Regions from separate parts of the Homo sapiens genome. Here region 1 is linked to region 2. Evidence: read pairs that join two places in POLR2A ChIA-PET (ENCODE). Cell type or tissue: K562. All regions are shown on one strand. Each heading gives the region's core, and the rest is flanking DNA. Links, peaks and the distances in the headings are about the cores only.

The links. Peaks named below come from ENCODE experiments on the same cell type or tissue, not always from the same donor. Only the 100,000 strongest peaks of a DNase experiment are listed, where the experiment ranks them.
Region 1: POLR2A ChIA-PET joins it to region 2 with 5 read pairs; 2 of 35 experiments call an interaction of 5 or more read pairs at or near these places.

The regions. Positions count from the first base shown.
Region 1 is chr11:70,172,513-70,184,228 of GRCh38, reverse strand. It overlaps ANO1 (anoctamin 1), which reads right to left. Exons shown (of 26, transcript NM_018043.7): 23 at 4,173-4,225; 24 at 1,543-1,727. LOC101928473 (a long non-coding RNA gene) reads left to right here and starts at 8,993. Exons shown (of 4, transcript XR_950276.3): 1 at 8,993-9,107; 2 at 9,326-9,414; 3 at 11,083-11,260. RefSeq lists an enhancer at 9,071-9,776. In K562, for the core only: a CTCF peak has its summit at 6,737 (motif pointing left); a DNase peak (open chromatin) is centred at 6,708; H3K27me3 peaks cover 4,562 bases.
Region 2 is chr11:70,408,346-70,420,061 of GRCh38, reverse strand. It overlaps CTTN (cortactin), which reads right to left. Exons shown (of 18, transcript NM_005231.4): 5 at 10,102-10,231; 6 at 5,410-5,520; 7 at 4,345-4,399; 8 at 2,939-3,049; 9 at 206-316. Among named protein-coding and RNA genes, the nearest start is that of CTTN, 16 kb to the right of the region's middle. RefSeq lists an enhancer at 1-517 and a silencer at 4,636-4,837. In K562, for the core only: no CTCF peak of the experiment used is centred there; no DNase peak of the experiment used is centred there.

The DNA.
Region 1 (11,716 bases), core at 1,985-9,984, 240 kb after region 2:
CACATCAGCTGGAACATAGCTTGAATGGAGCTGACGTCCCCACCCTGCATTGGAAAAGCTTCCCAAAGCTGGACAGAAAATGCCCCCATGAGGGGCAGGATTTCCAGGGGCTCAGGGGCCGTTTGTGCCCCTGTTGGTCACTAAAACCTGAGGTCAGTCGGGGAGGCTAGGAGAAGGGCCACCTGGATTTGCAGGCACAGCCCTGGCCTGGACCCACATCCCTGGTGCTCGCCCACTCCGACTACCACCTTGCTGTGTGTCCCCTGGGCAATCACTTGACCTCTCTGGGCCTCAGTCTGGGCATTCCCTCACTTACTTATGTCACAAGCATTTATTGACCAACTACTATGTGCCAGACCCCACCCCAGGGATGGAGAATTCCGGGGTGGGGGGCGGTGCACAACAGATAGGGCCCTTGCCTACGGAGCTTGATTTCTGGAGGGAGCTGGATGGGAGTCTCCGAGGGCCTATTCAGCACTGAGCTGCCAACTCCTGAGATAGGATCAGGCTGGGCCACGGCTCTGGTGCCAGCTGCTGGGCCAGGCAGAAGTTGCACAACCTGCTTTCCCATGGGAACAAGCAGCCCTGTCCTCCCAGTGTCAGAAGCCACACGCACCAGCTCGTTCCTCTTTATTCTGTGCTCAAGGCTTTGCCTGCTAGCATCTGTCTCCTCTTCTTCAAGTCATAGCACCCCAGTTTTCCCTAGGACCCCCCCATTCTCTGTGACCTCACACCCTGGCACATGACCCAGGCCAAGCCAAGGAGAGCCCCCCTCCTCATGGCAATAGTGGTTGGTTCAAGAATGGACATCTGACCCAAGATGGGGCAGTAAGACTCAGTCCCTGGATTTTCACTGACTATTGGGAAACAGAAGGTCTTCCCACAGGGGCTGCAGAGCAGAAAGGATTGAAGCCAGGAGCTGCTAGGGATCCTTTTCATCAGCAAGAGAACAATGCAACACAGAGGAAATCAAAGTGGAGAGGCAGTGCCAGAGTGGAGCCTGATGGCAAACTGTAGCTCCTGGATCCAGCCATGCCTGAAGCTATCCTGGGCTTCTTAGTTACAGGAACTGGTAAATCACCTCTAATTTCCTCCCCTTAGGCATTTGTTTATTTCTTTATAGATAGGGTCTCACTCTGTTGCCCAGGCTGGAGTGCAGTGGTGCGATCATAGCTCACTGCAGCCTCAAATTCCTAGGCTCAATTGATCCTCCCACCTCAGCCTCCCGAGTAGCTAGAACTACAGGTGAGTGCCACAACGCCCGGCTATTTAAAAAATTTTTTGTAGAGATGAGGTCTCACTATGTGGCTCAGGCTGGTCTCTAACTCCTGAGCTCAAGTGATCCTCCTGCCTGGCCCTCCCAAAGTGCTGGGATGACGGGTGTGAGCCACTGCACCAGCCTTTTTTTTTTTCCTTCTTCTTCTTTTTAAGCAAGTTTGCGTTGTTTCATGACTTGCTCCTGATTTGAGCCCCGTCCAAACCCAGGCTCTCCCAGAAACCCAATAAACGTGGCTTTTCAAAGAGGGGAGCAGAGAGCAGTACCTGCAGATCTGCACCTCGTAGCCCAGGTCCAGGGGGTCATTGGGGGCCGTGCCGTTCTGGAAGTCACTGACGTTGAAGGAGGAGAGGGTGTGGTTGACGAAGCCGTGCATGGTCCCGTTCTTACTGTACATGTAGAGGTACACCAGGCGCGGGATGAAGTCAGACGTGAAGGAGATCACGAAGGCCTGTGCAGGGGACATGGCAGTGAGGGGGACCCCCAGCCTGGGCGCAGAAGGGCCGGCCGCAACAGGGGGTGACCCATCCACAGTTACACTGGACCCTGGCCATATGCCACTGCCTCTGGCGGGGACCATAGCCGCACAGCCTCGGCATGCTGAGTGAATGGATGCAGGGTCGCGGGTGTTCCTCTCAGCCCCCTGGCAGCTGAAGGAGAGTGCCTGGTGGCCAGAACAGTGCACTTCTAGGAGAGAAGGCACCAGGCAGACGCTGGCAGCCTCTTGCTGGCTGTGTGGCCTTGGGCAAATCACCCAACCTCTCTGTGCCTCCATTTTCTTCTTGTCAAAACAGGGCTAACAACACCCACACCATGTATGCACTGTGCCTCTGGGCTTGTTGGAGAAGGGAATGAGGCAGGAAGGGAAAGTGCTTTGCAAGCTCTCAAGTCCTCACCCGGCTCATTCTATTATAGCACCGGCTCTGGCTGGTGCCCTTACAAGAGAGGAAACCAAGGCCCAACGGCTGCCTCTCACATGGCTGTGTGGCCTTGGGCAAATCACCTAACCTCTCTGTGCCTCTGGTGTCTTACCTGTAAGATGGGGCCATGGCAGTCCTCGCCTTCAAGGGCTGTCTGCAGACCAGTGGGCTAGTGTGTGGAAAGAGCTTAGAAGGTTCTAGAACATTCTAGGTGCCTCGTGAATGTTTCCTGCTACTACTTTTTTTTTTTTTTTCAGAGAGAGAGACATGGTCTCACTGTGTTTCATTATGTTGGCCAGGCTGGTCTTGAATTCCTCGCCTCAAGCGATCCTCCTGCCTTGGCCTCCCAAAGTGCTGGGATTACAGGTGTGAGCCACCGGGCCCAGCCTGCTGTTATTGTTGTTGCTGCTGTTGTCCTCAGGAGATGCCCACTGTGCTCCGCAGCTGCTCACAGCGCCGCTTGTTGCAGGCAGGACGTACCTCTGTTCCCAGCTCCACCCACTCCAGCACAGCATGGGCCCTGCCTCAGGGCCCTGCGCGCCTTTGTCTGGGCGGGATAAGGGGCCATCCCGGTGTGCACACTCTGCCTGCAGCCTTCCTGTAATCTGGTGGGAGCGCATGCCTGGCAGAAAGCGTTGCCCACCGGGAAAGGGCACTGTCAGAGGGCTCTGAGGGGCCCTTCTCCGGGGCTGAGTGTCACCCCCTGCCCTCTGTGGGGACTGAGTCCCAGGGCCTGCTGAGACCCTGACTTGGCATCACGGCCCTGCAGGGGCGTCGACCGTCAGCTTTGGGGAGCCACCCCGTGTCCCTCATGTGCATGGTGTCAACTTTTGGCGGGGAGGATTGGGCTCAGCCAGAGGGTGGAAGGGACGAGAGCCATGGGCCCCTGGCACAGCAGACTCCCCATGGCTGCCTCGGGTTTTCATGTCTAGGATGCAGCCTTGGGCTTGAAGTATGTACTGGGGACAGCTGGGCACAGCTAAACCCGGGGAGATCCAGGCCATGGGCAGAGTCAGACAGACCCCGATGGGGAAGGCTGAGGGCCGGGCCATCCTAGCCTGCAGGCCTGGGGATAGGAGAGGCTGGAAGGGGCTGCCATGCTGGGGAGGAGGCTGAGGGGCCTGGAGCCCTGATCCTTAGCAGAGCCGTGTGTAAGGCTGATGAGTGCTCCCTTCTCGCCCCATTTCAGCATCTCCCAAACCTTCTCTACAGAGCAGCCATACGTTTCAGATTAAGGAGAAAAATCAACTTTTTTCTTTAAATAAGAGAACAGAAAGATTGCCAATAAGGAATCTCTGTGTTTCTCTCCCTCTGTCTCTGTCTTCCCTCCTATCTCTGTCTCTGTCTTCCCTCCTATCTCTGTCTCTGTCTTCCCACCTATCTCTGTCTCTTGTTTATTCTCAGTGGACTTAGGGGCGAAGGTGGGCATGGTGGAGAATTTTGCTCAAAGCTTGCAGAAAGGCTGGGCGCAGTGGCTCGTGAATGTAATCCCAGCACTTTGGGAGGCCGAGGAGGGCGAATCACCTGAGGTCAGGAGTTTGAGACCAGCCTGGTCAACATGTCAAAACCCCGTCTCTACTAAAAATATAAAAGTTAGCCAGGTGTGGTGGTGGGTGCCTGTAATCCCGGCTACTTGGGAGACTGAGGCACGAGAATAGCTTGAACCTGGGAGGCGGAGGTTGTAGGGAGCTGAGATCGTGCCACTGTACTGCAGCCTGGACCACAGAGTGAAACTCAGATTCAAAAAAAAAAAACTTGCAGAAAAAGGTTGAAGAGAATTTGTTATGCCTCCCCAGAGTGCACCCTCCCCATGCCATGCGGTCAAGGGACATTTATAACTAGAGAATCCGGGCAGCCTGGGGCTGCACCATGGCTAGAGGCAGAAGACCCATGCCCAGCTCCTTCTCCACAGGGCCCCGGCCACCTGGCAGTTCAGCCGGGACTTCCATTCTGCCAAGGTCCCTGATGTCACTTACATTGATGATGACAGCAAGCTTCCCAATGCCTCTGAGGATATTGTACCAGATTCCTGGGGGAAGAAGAAGTCACAGTTTTAAAGAGCCCTACACTCTCAGTCATTCCAGCTACCAGGCAGCAGTCTGAGCGGGTACCACCCTTGCAGGGGCCAGGCTTTCTCACAGCAGTCAGAGGCTTATGGCAACCAAGAGTCATTTGTTCAGGTCCTGAGGAAGCCAGGCCAGTGCCAGGGCCTGGTGTGTACCAGCCCTTTCTGACAAGCTCACCAGCTTCTAAAAGAGGTGCTTAAAGACAGCTGCTCCCTCAGTGGTTCTGCACAATCTCCCCATGCACCTGTTTAAATGCTAGTTCGCTTAGATGAAACCTTTTTTAATTCCTAAACTGACCAAGATTCAATTGGGGTGCAGCTCCTAAAGCTCTGGCGGAGGATACCTGTATTTAGGGATAGGCCAGACATGGCTTTGCTGTTGAGGAACAGTGCCAGGGCCCCTGGCTGGAGGCACTGAGTCCACAGCAGTGAAGGTTGAACCGTTCCCTATCTAGACACACCCTTGTTCCCTTTACTCCAAGACCCAGGGGTGCACCAAATCACAGATGAACAAGAGGATCACAACACAGCGCCCAGGGCCATGCTGGTCTCTCCATTCGTCTTCCCAGTGGCCATGAGAACTAGCAGGGCCCAGGAAGGAGGCCCTCAATGGCCCAGGAAGCAGGGCCTCAGTGTTGCAATTCCTAGAAATGGTCCAGTGTCCCGGGCTGACCCCCGCCTCACCCTAACTGCACCCTATCATGCCCAGCAATGTTGTGTGCAGCGGTTCGGCTGGGAGCCCAATCCTGGGGCCTGCTCTCTGTGCCCTGAGCCAGCTCTGAGATGGGTGATAACCAGCACTCGTCAGAAACGGCCAGGATGGAGCAAGTGGACATCCTACCTGTGCAGGAGGCTACAGGGAGAGCTGTACATAGCGCTTCTGCCCTAGTAGCTGAGGGGAGCCTCCCAGTCCCCGTTTTTGGGGTGCATGCTGGTGGTCTGCAAAGGCAGCAAGAGCTCAGGCCCCTGTGTGGCCCCGAGCTAGAAACCACAGGCTCAGATGAAACCTCTGAGACCAAGATCTCTTGCTCCCTGGCCCCAGCCAGTGTCAATTCAATGATAGATCACAGTCACAATCATCATCAATCAGAAATGCCCACTGCGGGCTGGGTGTGGTGGCTCACGCCTATAATCCCAGCATTTTGGGAGGCTGAGGTGGGCAGATGACTTGAAGCCAGGAGTTCGAGAGCAGCCTCGCCAATATGGCAAAACCCCATCTCTACTAAAAATACAAAAATTAGCCAGGCGTCGTGGCACATGCCTGTAATCCCAGCTACTCAGAAGGCTGAGGCACGAGAATAGATTGAGCCAGGGAGGCGGAGGTTATGGGGAGCCGAGATCACGCCACTGCATTCCAGCATGGGCAACAGAGAAAGGTTCTGTCTCAAAAAAAAAAAAAAAGAGAAATACCCACTGCAACCCATTGCTGGTAGGCAATTTGAGAAGTGACAGTCACACTTCCCTGACCCCTGTCTCCAGTCCTCGGGCCATGGGGACTATCGCCTTATCCCAGATGAGGAGTTTATTGTAGCTCCGTTTGATCTTTTGCACGAGTGCAGTGGTCCTCAGTTTATTTTTCTGCTGGAGCAGGTGGTGGGGCAGTCACATGGGCTCTGCACACTAGCAGCCCTAAGGCCACCCCATGCTGAATAAAGCACCTGGGAATGCAGGTGAGGGTTGGATGGCACAGCCCTACAAAGTCAGCACTGAAGCACTCCCTTAGGAGTGGAAACACTTCCGACCCGGCTTCTCCTGGCTGGGTGTCAGGGCTGAGGGCCCTCCGTGGACTCCGAGCTCCTAAGGCAGGGTGCTAATTGCACATCCCTGTAGATTCTGGGTCTAGCTTGGTGTCTGGCACATAAGGTGGGTGCTGCTGGGTAAATGTTTGCTGAGTGACTGCACGAGTGCAGAAAGCCCTTTCCAACCAGATTCTGGTGCCGGAGCAGAGGCTGCAAAGCGGTGGCAGGCAGGCCCCATCCAGGCAGCATGGCCATCTTGTTGTGCTTGTCTACTGCTTAAAAATGCAGACGGATGCTTAAAAACCAGGAAAATGTATTTTAAAAAATCAAGACCGGGCGCATTGGCTCACGCCTGTAATCCTAGCACTTTGGGAGGCTGAGGTTGGTGGATCACCTGAGGTCGGGAGTTCGAGATCAGCCTGGCCAACATGGCGAAGCCCCGCTCTATTAAAAATACAAAAATTAGCCGAGTGTGGTGGCGGGCGCCTGTAATCCCAGCTACTCAGGAGGCTGAGGCAGGAGAATCGCTTGAACCCGGGGGGCGGAGGTTGCAGTGAGCCGAGATCGCGCCACTTCACTCCAGCCTGGGAGAATGAACGAGGCTCTGTCTCAAAAAAAAAAAAAAAAAAAAAAAGAAAAAAAAAAGAAAAGAAAAATCGAGACTCCTCGGCTCTGGTCCTGGCTGGCTGGTGCGTCTCCTTGGCAACAGCTGGCTGTGGTGCCCGGGGGCGCCCCCTGCAGGCTGGGCTGTGCACCGCAGCTCTGCTGTCTGTGCTGAGGCCTCCCGGCGACCTCCGACCTCCATTATGGCCGCCTTAGCATCTAAACCCAGACCCCCACTAGAGAGTTGAACGTTTCAAGAAATGTGGGAACAGGCACACTGCTCTGTGGCCATGAAGAACACTCCCAGGACTTAGTCTCACTTGCGCGTGTGGCCCACCTGGCCCTTGGGGCGCTGAGTTTGAGACCTCCGAAGTGGGGTGCTGAGGTGCGGTGGGCCTGGGGTGGAGGTTGAAGTCTTTGGGGCTCCCGAGGGACGTGGCTCCTGAGTTCAGGGCCGTCGAAGTGCAGGACTCAGGCAGGCAAGGGGGTCCGCCCAGGTGATCGCCCAACCGGCCCAGAGAGACAACAGGAAATGGGAGGGATGAGGCGGGGATGAGATGGAGCCGGGAGCGGGGTCTTCCTCGCTTCCGGGCCCCGATGGAGCCTGTCCTGACAGGTCTGCAGGATATCTACGTCCAGGCGGATGGCTCTCCGTGTGGCCCTGCACATCCGCGGGGTGTGTTAGAGAAATGCTGAACCGGCACCCCAGCCCCAGCCCACGGGATCCGCCTCTCCTGGGGTGGGGCTGGGAGCCCCGAGTTATTCTGACGCACATTCCAGGGTGACACTCACTGCTCTAAGGATCTCTGTAAACCAAAAATAAAATTCTAAGGGTCCCCCGAACCATTTGAATGGGGTTCATCGTCTCGGCCAGGGCACCCCCAAATTAACCTGAAAGACTGGTTCAGGCCATGACAGGAAGCAGGGGGCGGGAGGAGGGTCGGACAGGCCTCCTCATGCCCTCCTCCCTTTTGGAATTCAACAAAAGTCGACCAGCATGAACATCAACACAGACCTTGAGTCTGATAAACATTTACAGTCTATTCTCTCTGAAGCCTGTTACCGGGAGGCTTCATCTGCACAATAAAACCTTGGTTTCCAAAACCCCTTATCATAACCCAGACTTTCCTTTCTATTGATAATAACTCAACCAATTGACAATCAGAAATTTTAAAAATAGGCCGGGTGTGGTGGCTCATGCCTGTAATCCCAGCACTTTGGTAGGCAGAGGCGGGCAGATCACCTGAGGTCAGAAGTTGGAGACCAGCCTGGCCAACATGGTGAAACCTTGTATCTACTAAAAATACAAAATTAGCCAAATCTGGTGGCGCACACCTGCAATCCCAGCTACTCAGGATGCTGAGGCAGGAGAATCGCTTGAACCCAGGAGGTGGAGGTTGCATCATGCCATTGCACTTCAGCCTGGGTGTCAAGAGTGAAACTCTTGTCTCCAAAAAAAAAAAAAAAAAGTGTATATATATATATACCCATAATCTGGAAGTCGCCCTGTCCCGCCTTTCTGGACCAAACCAATGTATACCTTAGATGTATCTGATTGATGTTTCATGTCTCCCTAAAATGTATAAAACCAAGCTGTACCACGGCCACCTTGGGCCCATGTTCTCAGGACCTCCTGAGGGCTGTGTCATGGGCCATGGTCACTCATGGCTCAGAATAAATCTCTTCAAATATTTGACAGAGTTTGACTCTTTTCATTGACATCTCTAAGTAAAAGGGGATGCTGTGCTTTTAGAATATTCTTTGGGTGGGCTTCTTTTATGAAAGCCCTGTTGGGGAAAATTGCCTCATTTTTACTTCCCCAAGTAAATTCCTTGGTTTCTTTCCCAAGGAATTTTTCCCACTCTAGGGGATGCTAAGCGCCATTTTCTGGAACAGAACAGGGAGGTATTTGGATAAAGCCAGGTACTTGGCGAGGCCACCACTCCTGCCCACATGCAGTGCCCGGGAGCTGAATGGAGGCTGCACTTTCCCACCAGCAGGCTCTGAAGAACCAGGAAGAAAACAGGAAGTCGAAACCAGGGCTAGGGACCTGGAGCAGATTCCCACGCACGGCTGGGTCCCTGCTGTGACCCGCTGGACGACAGGGTGATCAAGGCACCTGCGCTTTGTGGCACAGCTTCCCCCAGCCACCCAGGGCCTCAGGGGCGCAGGTCACAGGGGCCACAGGGGCCCTCTCTGTCCTCTCAAGGAGCTCGCCTGGGGGCCCTGCACGGATCACAGAAGGAATACAAAAGCCTCTTCAAGGAAAGGTTACGGTTAAGGAACCCATAAACAAACTCGTGAAAGGAGGGCAGATTATGCCTTCAGCCAACCGGACAGGAACCAGGAAGTGAGTAGCTGATCCGTAAGAACTGAGCAAAAACCAGCCAGGTGCAAAGAGTCCAAAGAGGCACGCGGAAGGCCTGCTGCTGGTGGGGACGCCAATGCCTGCAGAGGGACTGCGGGAAGCCAGGGCCACTGAGCTGCTGCTCCCTTTCACCCTGGTGGGTTTGCAAGCTTCATTCAGCCACTGTCTGGGGACAGCCAGAGCTTCTCGAAGCAGAGGGTGCCAGAGCAAACACACGCGCACTGTGATGTGGCAGGTGGCGGGCGGGGGTGGGGTACTGTCGGCTGCCTGAGCATCAGGCCTTTGTGAGGACTCAGTGTGGGCTGCACTCTTCTTTTCTTTTCTTTTCTTTTCTTTTTTCTTTTCTTTTTTTAGCTGTACCTGCTGGAATGGGATGGCACTCTTTTCTTTACTGCCATGGGACAGGGAGCTCCAGAATTTCCGAGGACTGCAGGGAGAACCTGGTGAGCAGACCCAGGGTCCCCTTTTGGGGTCTTCGGTATACAGGGTGAGGTTTTCAGAGGCAAACCCTCTACGCATGCAGGAGGCCCAGGGCTTGAGCTCTCTGGTTCCTGCTCGGCACTGTTACCGCCTGGGCCTCGGCCTCCTATCTGGAAAGTGGGACTGAGGGAGGATTCACCCAGGCTTCCTCCCGGGGTTCCCTGGAGGACACAACAGGCTGAGGTTCTGAGGAAAGTTCATGTTGGAGGCAGCTCTGTGATGCCAATTTTCAAAGCAGCGCTATGCTGAGGCACAGCTTGGGGTGCAATCTCGCCTTGCTCTTGAGAGCGGGTGTGCAAAGACGGCCATGGTGGCCTGTTTTTCGACAGCCTCTTTCTCACTTGTCCCTAAAAGCTAAAAATGGCTTTTTAAATTTATTTTTTAGGTGGAGTCTCGCTGTGTTGCCCAGGCTGGAGTGCAGTGGTGCGATCTCGGCTCACTGCAACCTCCGCCTCCCGGGTTCATGCGATTCTCCTGCCTCAGCCTCCTGAGTAGCTGGGACTACAGGTGCATGCCAACATTAAAAATTAAAAATGGCTTGGCCAGGCACGGTGGCTCACGCCTGTAATCCCAGCACTTTGGGAGGCCGAGATGGGTGGATCATGAGGTCAGGAGATCGAGACCATCCTGGCTAACATGGTGAAACCCCGTCTCTACTAAAAAAATACAAAAAAATCAGCCAAGCGTGGTGGCGGGCACCTGTAGTCCCAGCTACTCAGGAGGCTGAGGCAGGAGAATGGCGTGAACCCGGGAGGCGGAGTTTGCAGTGAGCCGAGATTGTGCCACTGCACTCCAGCCTGGGCAACAGAGTGAGACCCCATCTCAAAAAAAAAAAAAATTAAAACTGCCACAACAAAAATTTGCATGCCCAGCTAATTTTTGTATTTTTAGTAGAGACGCAGTTTCACCATATTGGCCAGGCTGGTCTCAAACTCCTGACCTCAGGTGATCCACCTGCGTCGGCCTCCCAAAGTGCTGGGATTACAGGCGTGAGCCACTGCGCCCGGCCCTGGCCTTTTTCACTTTAAAGTGTGAAATGAAAAATGTATGAAAAGCGTAGCCTTTGGGTAAGAACCATTGCCTAAGACTTGAGGACATTGTCTCTGGGTCCAGGAAGCCTAAAACGTTCACTCTCTGGCTCTTAACAGAAAACAAGTGCAAACCTCTGACCTAGAGCACCAGCAAATCAGCACTCTACCCTTGCTCCACCTCTGGCCATGGAGGGCTGTGGTATGAGGGGCAAGGGGCTCACCCGTGGCCTCAGCAGACGCAAAACAGGGATGCTGGTGGTTAGCAGGGTCTTCGGAGGGTTGGTTAGCTCATGGCTTTTAAAGCCTTTGAAATTTTTAAACAAAATCTCACAGGGCAGTTTAGTATAGAGTGTCTGTGTTCTGAGTCTTCATTACCTGGGTCACCCAGAGAAGAGGTGATGTAGGGAAGCAAAAGTGTCCAAACACAGTGCCATGACCTCTTACCCAGGAGCCCTGGGATGTCCCTCCCTACAAAGCACCAATGTTTCCAGGCCCCTTTCAAAGCCAGGGCCTTACGCAGTGCAAATGTGAAGCTGCCGGGTGAATCACTGCTATCTGATGGTCTTTGACCTGTGAAAATGACGATTTCATCTCTTTTAGTCTACAAGACAGCCAAGCGTAAGAGAAGCCAGAGTTGAAGTTATCTTGGAACCAGACAGTGGAGGATTGGTGAATTTGGTCACCAGTGGATGCTGGGCTTGCCACTAGGGGCCAAGGTGTGGATCAAGGAGCTTCCAGCCAGAACCGCTAACAACTTAAGGAGAAAACACGTACTGGGGTGAGATGATCTGAAGGGTGTTTCCAACGAGAATGACACAAATACCAAGGACTGGAGAAGCCCTTGGAACAATTGATAAAGCTTCCCACATTTTTTTTTTTTTGAGATGGAGTCTCACTCTGTCACCCAGGCTGAAGTGCAATCGCATGATCTCGGCTCACTGCAACCTCTGCCTCCTGGAATCAAGGAATTCTCCTGCCTCAGCCTCCTGAGTAGCTGGGATTACAGGCTCCCACCACACCTGGCTAATTTTGTATTTTTAGTAGAGACAGGGTTTCACCATGTTGGTCAGGCTGGTCTCGAACTCCTGACCTCAGGTGATCCACCTGCTTCCGCCTCCCAAAGTGCTGGGATTACAGGCATGAGCCACTGCGCCTGGTCAATTTCCCACATTTTCTTAAGATTATGTTTGGCCTACAAAAGCTCAACCCAAAGCTATCTTATCAAGCTGGTATG
Region 2 (11,716 bases), core at 2,065-10,064:
GGCTGGAGCGCCATAACACTCAAGCTGCGAGTTCCTATTTAGCAGCTGTGTTTCTGGATGTGCCGTTTTCAAGTTGGGCATTTCATGAAAAAGAGACATCTACGTTAAGGGCTATCAATAACGCTTTGTTTTTCCTTTTCCGGTGTGGCTACCACCTGTCACATTACTAGCTGCTGGCTGGAGGGTAAGATAAAACGGAAGACACCTTTCTGGGACTCGTGCTTCTCCGTTTTGCCTTGATACTCAAAGCCAACGGCGCTCTTATCCACTTTGTCCTTGTCGATACCGTATTTGCCGCCGAAACCTTTGGAGTAATCTAAAAACAAACAAAAAAGGACTACTTTAAAAGGAGCAACGAAATCAGTGAACATGCAAGTATTTTATCCTTTGATTAAAAAAACAAAAATCTTTCAGGTCCACTGTAGGACCACTGAATAATACAGACAGTATTTAAAGGTGCTATTTATGTGTAATAACAGAAACACAAACAGTGGTAACCAGAGGTGGGGGTGTGTGCCTGCAGCCCAGCTACTCAGGAGGCTGAGAAGGGAGGATCACTTGAGCCCAGGAGGCGGAGTCCAGCCTGAGCAACATAGCAAGACCCCATCTCTAAGTTAAATCATTAGCTAATATTTTAAAAATTCAAAAAACAGGCTGGGGGAGGGGGCTCACGCCTGTAATCACAGCACTTTGGGAGGTCGAGGTGGGTGGATCACCTGAGGTCAGGGGTTTAAGTCCAGCCTGACCAACATTATGAAACCCCATCTCTACTAAAAATACAAAATTAGCTGGGCGTGGTGGCCCACACCTGTAATCCCAGCTACTCGGGAGGCTGAGGCAGAAGAATCACTGGAACCCAGGAGGTGAAGGTTGCAGTGAGCCGAGATTGCGCCACTGCACTCCAGCCTGAGCAACAAGAGTGAAACTCCATCTCAAAAAAAAAAAAAGAATTAAGAAAAAAAGTTTTTTTTTTTAAAGTACAGCAGAGGCTGGACACAGTGGCTCACACCTGTAATCCCAGCACTTTGGGAGGCCAAGGTGGGCGGATCATGAGGTCAAGAGATCAAGACCATCCTGGGCAACATGGTGAAACCCCGCCTCTACTAAAAATACAAAAATTAGCTGGGCTTGGTGGTGCATGCCTGTAATCCCGGCTACTCAGGAGACTGAGGCAGGAGAATTGTTTGAACCCGGAAGGAGGAGGTTGCACTGAGCTGAGATCGCACCACTGCACTCCAGCCTGGCGAGAGAGAGAGACTCCGTCTCAAAAAAAAAAAAAAAAGAAATAAAGTACAGCAGATGAATTCCTGTAACATCATCCATTGCATCCAGAAGCTAGCAGGAGATGAGAGTTTATGATAAGGCTCTAAGCTCAGGAGGCAGCAGAAGGGCAAGGCTTTCAAAGGCCACTCTTCACAAACTGAAGCACGCAGGGGGATGCCAGGAAATAGGACACACACAGCATCCTCCAGAAACTTCAGTTCTACTCAGAATGAAGCCATTTAGCATGTCACTGTGACACCAAAACATGACTCTCTCATGGACCCACTAACAGCACAAGGCAGAGGATCAAGGCCTGGGAGAGAAGGCCTGAAGCATCCAAGGAGCCTTGCGTCTGCCCAGGTGCTCGGCCTGTGCTCCCTGGCTCCCTGGAGTCACACACTCATGCAGCTTCGCGGAGCATGCGCTGCTCACAACTGTGTGGTGTCGGGAAGAGGAGGAATGGACTGTTCCCAGGAAAGAGGCAGAGAGCAGAGGCAAGCAGCTCTGTGCGGCAGGCAAGGCCTGACCGGCAGGAAGGCAAGGCCAGGCCAGGCCGCGACAAACTACAAGCCAAGCTGCCCTCCAGGCCACCGGCACTTTCCTCAGGGAAATGCCAAGCCAGCATGGTCGGATCTTCCAGTGGTGTTTCTTGCTTTGGGGTAATTTTTTTTTTTTTTGAGTTTTTAAATAGTCAAGCTCTCACTTTTCAAATGTTGGCAAATATTTTTAAAAATTTAAATGTGCAGGCCAAACAAGAGGCACAGGGAAACAGGCAGGCCACAGCCTCTGCAGCCCTGGGAAACGCTCTGAGTGATGGTGTACAGGCTATGCAGTGGGGAAGGAAGAACTCAGCACAGCCTCCAAGGACAACTTGGCAGTATCTATGGAAATTTTACATTCAATAGCCTTCGACCCAGCAATTCCATGTCTAGGAGTTGATTCTTTTGAATAATCACTTGTGAACAAAACACAGGTACAAGAATGTTCCCTGCAGTCAAGTTTCAGCTGGGCGCAGTGGCTCACACCTGTAATCCCAGCACTTTGGGAGGCCAAGGCAGGGCGATCACCTGAGGTCAGGAATTCAAGACCAGCCTGGGCAACATGGCAGAACTCCGTCTCTACTAAAAATACAAAAATTAGCTGGGCGTGGTGGCGTGTGCTTGTAATCCCGGCTAGCCGGGAGGCTGAAGCACGAGAATTGCTTGAACCAGGGAGGTGGAGGTTGCAGTGAGCAGAGATCACGCCACTACACTCCAGCCTGGGCAACGGAGCGAGACTCCGTCTAAAAGAAAAAAAAAAAAAATTTACAGGTCACACCTGTAATCCCAGCACTTAAGGAAACCAAGGTGGGGGAGGATTGCTTGAGACCACGGAGATCAAGACCAGTCCGGGCAACACGGCAAGACCTCATCTCTACCAAAAATAAATAAATAAATAAATAAATAACCTAAATTCCACATTCAAAAAAGGAATGGTTACATGGACTATGGAATCCTCATACGATGGGGAACTGTGCAGCCATTCGAATTAGGAAAAGCCCACATACACTGGTACGAAAAGAACACCAAACATTTTCAGTTAAAAAATCTACAACAATCACGTGTGCAGAGAGAAAATGCCCTCGTGGGTGTTTCTGGAGCAAACGCGTGATTACAGACCGTGGGGTCCGCCCCACCTCTCTGTGACTCGTGCTTCTCCGTCTTGCCCTGGTAGTCGAAGCCCACCGCGCTCTTGTCTACTCGGTCGGCCTGCACGCCATACTTGCCGCCAAAACCACTGGAGTAGTCTGGAGAGACAGGGCAGCAATTAGCACGGGGGCCTGAGGACGAACTACACTGTTCCTTTTGTTAAACTAAGCAAAAGTGTGTAGGGGTTACAACTCACAAACACATCAAGCGCACATTTTAAAATGTACAACAAGCCACCCACTGCTCCATACAGGTGACGCTGGACCCTGTTTCACAACAGGTGCATGGGGGGGTTCTGGGCCCTGTCAGCTGTTACAGGGCAGTTCCTTTGTGTAGTCAGAAATGACGCTGCATGCCCACTTTGAAAATCAACTGCTCAGGTAAAAGCTGGAAAGCTTCATACAAAGAACCAGCACTTTGGAGGCTGAGGTGGGCGGATCACTTGAGGCCAGGAGTTTGAGACCAGCCTGGCCAACGTGGCAAAACCCCATCTTTACTAAAAAATAGAAAAACTAGCCAGGGGTAGTGGCACACACCTGTAATCCCAGCTACTTGGGAGGCTGAGGCAGGAGAATCGTTTGAACCCAGGAGGCGCAGGTTGCAGTGAGCCGAGATCGTGCCACTGCACTCCAGCCTGGGCAACAGAGCGAGACTCTGTCTCAAAACAAACAAACAAACAAAACAAAATGAAAAAAATGGAAAGAGAAAGCCTCATATGAAGAAAGCCATGCAGCTGAACATGGGAGACAAGACCCTGATCCTCCGCCTGCCCACACCACAGCTACCTCCACCTAGACTGCACCGAGACTGCGTAAGGACTGAGAGCTTGTTCCGCGGATGATGCAATGACACAAAGGAGGAAGAACTAAATAAGCTTGCAAAAAATAAACTGAGAACTTTAAGGTGGCGATATGCTTTGGTCTTTCAAAAAAGAGACTGCATGATGTAATCAAGATTAATCACCAGCAGTTAAGACCGTATGTGTATAAGGAAAACAAGAATTTAACAACTCTGGTTTCTAGCCTTGGGGGGAAGTTAGCTTTCTGCCGATCAATCTGTGAGCTCTCTTTTCCAGGAGGAGCGCTGCCCAGATGAAGGGAAGGCGGCTTCCGCTACAAGGGGGAGAAGCCCCACAATGACAGCAGATGCCAGGGCTCCGAGGGGGATGTGTAACGGGGAATACATCCATCATGTGGTATCCAGATGATCCAGAAACATGAAGAGGAGGGCAGAGTCCTCCTTGTGGCAACAGCCACCGCTCAGGAAACGGCTTCAGGTGGCTGTGACTCTCCCCATCAGGGCCCCCGGAGCGCGGGGAAACGGCTTCAGGTGGCTGTGACTCTCCCCATCGGGGCCCCCGGAGCGGGCTCTTTCTGCACCTTTCGCGTCTTACCTTTCTGGGAGGCATGCTTCTCAGTCTTCCCCTGGTATTCAAAGCCTACAGCAGACTGTGACGACCAAAAACACATGAAAAAGTGGGGAGAAATACTTTCCAATGTCCCTGAAACAATCTCTCTGAATTCATGACATGACATTTAAAAAAATATGAAACACATGATGCTGTGACCTCTGGGTTCCTAAGCCAGGTGCAGGTGGCAGTGACGCAAGAGCTCTGGCATCCTAAACGGACAGGCCCACTGCAAGGCCCAGTGGGCGGCGCAGGCCAAGCCATATCCCTGGTGACCTGCCCTCCCCAGCATGCGGCAGCAGGGAATGCTCAGCTGATTCATTCCACGGGCTTCACAAAAACTCGCTTCTCAAATAAGTCATGCTGAGAACATTAGTATTAGTAATGAGAATAGCAGTGGCCACCAGGGGTGCACTCCCACCAGCCAGGCACTGCGATGGGCATCTGAGCAAACACCCGTGAGATAGGTATGATCATCCTCCTTTCACAGACACATAAATTCAGAACCGTGGCTAATATGTCACAAAGCCACAATCTGCGACCAGCATCAGCTCCCTGCTCCCTCCAGGCTCCTGATCGCTCCTCTATTAAACAAAAGAGCCAACAGACCCGAGCCGAAGAGAATCAAAGAGGCTCGGGCCTAGGATGACTGCAACAACACCTGGACGCAAAGCCTGGGTCCTGGACACGAGCGCATCCTGCCCCCCCGGTATAGGCTCTGATGTCACTCTGTCACAGTAACACACATGTGAGAAACACGGGTGGAAACGGTCCCTGCTGGCACATTGGGACAGACACAGGGCCATCCAGTACTGAGGCACGTAGTGAAGAGCGACCGCAGGGACTGCTACAGCAAGCCCGCCGCATCCTGCTTCCTCTCTCTGAGAGCCCAGGCTCTCAGAGCATCCTGGGAGGCAGATGCCCCTCTCTGCAGTCCCCCAGAGCTGGAGGGCACCTGCCTGCTACTACAAGTGGCCCAACAGGGCTCAGATCTACGGGGAACGCCCCCCTTGCCCCAACCTGCCCCAGTCCCAGTGCCACATCACTCACCTGATCAACTCTGTCCATCTGGACACCAAACTTGCCTCCGAAGCCACGGACCGAGTCCACCTGCGAGCAGTGCTTGGAAAGTTTCGACTGATATTCGTGGCCGACAGCTGACTGGAACAGGGTTCAAACACAAAGCATTAGACACCAACAACACTGCGGCGCTTCACTTCCTCCCAGAGCAGGGCTGGGGGAGGCCACATCCTGGTCAGTGCAGGGAAACCTTACATTAACACACCCATCTGGGGAGCCAAGGAAGGCGACACGACTCCTGGGAGGCCCGGGTCCTTGGTGCAGGCTTTTTTTTTTTTGAGACAGAGTCTTGCTCTGTTGCCCAGGCTGGAGTGCAGTGGCGGGGTCTCGGCTCACTGCAAGCTCCGCCTCCCAGGTTCACGCCATTCTCCTGCCTCAGCCTCCCGAGTAGCTGGGACTATAGGCACCCGCCACCATGCCTGGCTAATTTTTTGTATTTTTAGTAGAGACGGGGTTTCACCGTGTTAGCCAGGATGGTCTCCATCTCCTGACCTTGTGATCCACCCGCCTCGGCCTCCCAAAGTGCTGGGATTACAGGCGTGAGACACCGCGCCCAGCCCTTGGTGCAGGCTTTCACGGCCCACCCCAGCCCTTGGGCTCCTGGAAGCTGCACACGAACCCTGGACACAGGTCGGGGCCACCAGTGGGGATTTCTGACACGACCGGGCATGAAGAAGGTACACAGAGCTGGCAGCCTGTGGCAGGATCCGTGAGACCCGCTGGTGTGGAGACTGCTGGCATCTACTGAAGTGGGACCTCTGTGAATCACATGACCAAAGAATCGGCACAAAAAATAGTCTGCCAGCAAACTATTTTGTTCTAATAGACTATAAACAAAAATAGTCTGCAAGACACAGGCTCACACTGGATTTCCGCTGAGCAGCACCCTGTTCAGGCAGGAGCCAGCTGCCGGCTCCCATGCCAGCTCATTTCAGCATCATTAATGTCGTCAGCCCCCATCAGCGCACACAGGTTTGGGGACCTTCTGTTCGCCAAAGCCAGCAGGTAAAGCCCAAGGTTCCCCTGGGCTTTCCAGACCCGGCACCCAGCTCTTCTGTAAATAACGCCTCTGGGACACAGCCACAGCCATTCACAGGTGTGCTGTCCACAGCTGCTTGTGTGATTCAGCAACTCCGTTCGGCAGTTCTATTGAGAGACCCTCTGGTCCACAAAGTGGAAAAGATCTCCTACCTCAAAGCACTGGCCCTGCTCCAGTCCTGACACCGAGGCCCCAGGGTTCTGAGGCTCCCTCCTCACAGCAGAGCCGGGTCAAGGACTCCTTCACAGACAGTGCGGGCACATGGCCCAGCAGAGGGCGTGGAGAAAGTCCACGGCACATCGGGACCCCTCTTCTCACTCCCTCTAGCATGTGGAGCCACTCATGCTAACCTGCTAACCCAAGCAGCATCCCACACCGGTGCTGACGCAGCAGGCAACTCAGAGAGTGTCCACTATTTCCCCTATTGAAAAAGCAGGTCTTGCCCTAAGCCTTGGGCCTGTGCTGCGCCCTCTTCTTCCCACGTTTGTTTTGAGGTTGGCAGCTGACTCTCTTTCCACATGAGCCATCACCTCCAAACCCTCTGTGGCAGAGACTGCCCATCCGTGTCCTCCGGGGTCTCACCCAGAAAACAGAGATGAAGGAGTGGCAGAGGCAGACGTGCCAAAGGGATTCCCCAGCATGAGTTTTCATCAGAAGGAAGTTACAGGAAAACTGATCTAAAGACATGCCCAGAATGACAACTAGGCAAAGTTTCCAGCTTTTTGATTGAAAGGGATTCATCTCCAAAATTGCCTTCGATTTCACATTGACAAAATCTGTTATTAAACAATCACGCTGGGGAGATTGTATCTTGAAGCCTGAATATGTAGACTCAGGGCTACGGGATGCAAGGAGACAAGGGATCAAGAAGGAAGCCTGCCCCGCGTGATGGATGCAGCCACCGCTGGCCGCAAGGGAAAGGTGCAGTGTGCTCAGGCCCCAGCATAAACAGAATCCTGACAGCCCGTCCAGGCTCCTCTCGCGTGTGCTTGTCCTCAATGTCTTCTTTTGTTCTGGAAGTCTCTAGCACATATTCCTCAAGTCTTAACGCAGAGATTTCAATTTTTTATTTTTTTTTTAGTTTCTGGAGTGGGCAAGTTACAAATAACTTAAGCCGTTTCCCCTTCGGTTTGGAATCTGAGTTTAATCTATTTATTTCCTGAGACAGCGTCTCTCTCTGTCGCCCAGGCTGGACTGTAATGGTGCGATCACAGGACACTGCAGTCTCCACCTCCCAGGTTCAGGTGATCCTCCCAGCTTAGCCTCCCAAGCAGCTGGGACTACAGGTGTGCACCACCATGCCCAGTTAATTATGTTTTTGTAGAGATAGGGTCTTGCTATGTTGCCCAGGCTGGTCTCAAACTCCTGGGCTGATAAGATCATCCTGCCTCGGCCTTCCAAAATGCTGGGATTACAGGTGCCAGTCCCGTACCTGGCCCTGAGTTATTTTTGACAACGTATCTGTCCCATGGTGCTGACCTGAGCTGAGCGCTAACCTGGCCCCGATGCCAGCTGGGACTGAGCAGCAGCAGCATCCCTTGCTGGACTCGCCCTGCTAGGACAGCTCTCCAACTTGCCGGCTGAGAGGTGAGAGCAAGGCTCCATAAGCCTCCTTGGTTCCATGAGAGCACTGGCCTAAGGGGGGGGCACGTGGCACTGAGCCAGGCACAAGGTGAGGATGACAAGTCCCGACCCTTGAAAAGCCCAGCCCGGAGGGGAGTCTCCCTGGGAAGGACAGCAGGATGAGGCAAGGACAGCTCATGAGGGAAGCAGAGGCTGCTGTGGAGACCGCACAGGAGAGAGGGAAGTGAGGGCTCTTCCAGGGAGCTCCTGGCACTCGGGAAGGCCTGAGCTGCAGGTTCTAGGGTGAGCGAGATTCGCGCTGAAAAAAGGTGCAGGCCGAGCAGCAGCAGAGAAGCCACAGCAGCTTCCCTACCAGGCTCTCCTGACACGTTGCCTTTCTTTTCCCCAATATGTAATTTTCCCAACCCACAGCAGGGAGCCCCATTTTTAGAATAAATGTCTCTCTGCGCTAACTCCCCACAAGCCCCCTAAGCACAGGGCTCGCCTCAGTCTGCAGTGGGAAAGGCTCCTATCTACTTGCTTCGTTCACTGCACTGAACACATGGATTCCGTCTGTCCGTGTGCACACGCTTCGCTCGCTGCACTGAACACGGATTCCGTCTGTCCGTGTGCACACGCTTCGCTCGCTGCACTGAACACATGGATTCCGTCTGTCCGTGTGCACACGCTTCGCTCGCTGCACTGAACACATGGATTCCGTCTGTCCGTGTGCACACGCTTCGCTCGCTGCACTGAACACATGGATTCCGTCTGTCCGTGTGCACACGCTTCGCTCGCTGCACTGAACACATGGATTCCGTCTGTCCGTGTGCACTTGCTTCGCTCGCTGCACTGAACTCAGGGGTCCGTCTGCCTGTTTACACTCCTAAAAGCTACCAGACTTTTTTTAGACTCCAAAGATGATGATTCTGCACACATTGCTCTTCTCGGTGTCAGGGCATCTCTGTGGTAGTGACGCAGCAACATCCATGTCTCTTTCCTGCAGAAGGTCCCTCACCCCACTCCTCCCCCAGGCTATTTATGGTCGTGGTTTGGGGTGCCCTGCCGGCCCACCACATCATCTACTCTGCGGGGGACAGAGCAAGGTGCAGCTCACTGTGACACGGCAACATCATCCCGTGCCCAGCTCAAATGTTCATCTGGCTGGTGCATGAGGTGGGAGAGGGGTATGGAATTACCGGCTGGAATCCGACACTGGCTAACACACTTCTTTCCACAGAGTAAAGGCAAGCATCTGTCAGGTCAGAACAAGCTTATGTTGCTCAGACTCAAAAGTTCACCTCCAGGATGTCTGTTTTACTGAAGAAACATGCAAACACACTGCGATCTCTTCCATCTTCTCTCCAGGAAGGAAAAGGTAGCCCTCCTGAGCTAACGTGGCTCCCTTTCTTAAGGTAGAGAGGACCTAAAGCACGGGTGCAGCCGGATGCATTTGGCCAACGTCCTCAATCAACGTCTGCGTGGCAGTCTGCATCCCATCAATGACAGCTGCTGGGAGGCTTGCCCAGACCTCTCGAATAGAGTGAGCACTGTCCCCAGCCTGGTACGCGCCGAATTTACACGAGGGAGACTGCTCTGATGGTCACTGAACGCATGAAGGATGTTAGCCAGGCCTTTGGCTGGATTCCGTGTGTGCTGTGAACCATGGGGACCTACAGATTTGACTTTGGTCTTCGGACTGGCATGACTTAGGCTACAGACTGGAACCACAGGCATTGACAGTGATGACACCTAGAGCCAGGATGCTTCTGGACTTCTGTCCTATCACAAGGCTGCCTCTGAGGGCCAATCTCCCTCTCTGGGCCTCCCCACTAACACCCGTGCTCCAGCACCTCTGAGGATTCCTAAAGAGCTTTGAAGAAAGCTAGAGTACTTCATGAGTAAGTCCAATCAACAGGGGTCTACTCCGGGCAAATCGCAACCTCAGCAGATGGACTCAAAACTGCTGATCTAAGGAAAGACTGAGGGACGACTCTGCCACCCAGTCTAGTGGTCCAAGCACACCAGGAGCCTGGCATAGGCAGCCGCGGGCCACTTACCTTATCCATTCGGTCTTGTTCCACACCAAATTTCCCTCCATAGCCATGGGAAGCTTTTGGTCCTGTTTCAAGTTCCTTCTCCTTAAGGGTCTGATGCTCTTGAAAGACATTCTCCCTCAGCTTGTGTATGCTTGATGGAAGAGATGAAAATAGGAACAGATCAATAAAACAGACGTGCAGCTTTGCCTCCTGGTATGATAAATAAGAACAGGTGACATTATCTTTGTAAATTTGTAAATCTGCTTATCTGATGTTCACCGATTCTCTCCCTGCACTGTGCCTTCCTGACTATTCTGCCGGCTGGTACACCCACTTCGGCAGTCTGCAGTATCAGACGCATGCTCTGTGGGAGACAGAACACGAATCTGAAGGCAGACACTGGGATCATCCCAAATCCCCGCTAAAGATGGCTCTACTGAAGCCTGACCTTTATTTCACACGCAGAAAATAGGAAAGCTAGTCTGTAATCATCCAGAGGTAGAGGGGGAAACACGAGGCTATGGTCCCTTCCTCGGCCACTGGCAGAAGTCCAGTGGTGCTGAACATTCAGATGATTCGTCTGTACTTGAAGTACTCCAGCTTTTTTATACATTCAAAGATGAGAGGAAAGCGTTTCAGAATTTAACATCTAAATGCCATTAAAAAATTTTAATACAGCAGATAATGAAACAGATGACAAGGTTTGCTCAAATCTGGTAGGCCAGACACAGCTGTCATTGAGAGACCCCAGAGTGATAAGAAGGCCACTTTGGCATTCGGACTTTCTGCCCAGGAGACACCAGGACGCCACCTTTGACATCTGGACGACAATCCTAGAATTGAAGATGAAATACAAACCAGGCTTGGAAACCGCCCAATACCCTTATGAGCAGGAGAAAGAAAGACACCACTCCTAAAACCTGGGAAGGCCCCAGAGCATGAAGAATGGGCTTATTCCCCATGTGTTCCTCTCTGAATCCTAACCAGCCCAAGGGTTTTGTACTGGAGAGTTGTTTTTTCTCCAAGCCACCCTCCGAGACATGTTTTGAAGCCACAGGGAACAGAAGAGATGAGAAGAGGTATGATGACTCAACGAATTCAGGAGTCTGCTTAACGCCATAGCAAATACCCAAGGCTACAGTGGACTCCCAAGTCAGCCCCATTCCAGTCTCTTGTCCTGGGCAGCCGCACGGCCACCGGAGTTCCGAAGCTGCTTCTGTGGAAGGGAGTGTGCTGAGCAAGCCAGAGAGGGACTAAAACTTGTGTATAAAAAGCCACTGGGGGCCAGGTGCGGCGGCACACACCTGTGATCCCAGCACTTTGGGAGGCTGAGGCAGGAGAATCACCTGAGCCCAGGAGTTCAAGACCAGCCTGAGCAACAAAAGCAAGACCTCATCTTTACAAGAAATAAAAGCACTTAGCTAGCCATTGTGGTGTGCGCCCATGGTTCCAGCTACTCAGGAAGCTGAGGTGAGAGGATCGCTTGAACCCAGGAAGTCAAAGCTGCAGTGAGCTATGATTGCACCACTGCACTCCAGCCTGGGTGACAGAGTGAGACCCTGTCTCAAAATAAATAAATAAATAAATAAATAAATCTTTAACAACAAAATAAAAAGCCATTGTGCAGGCTGTGCCT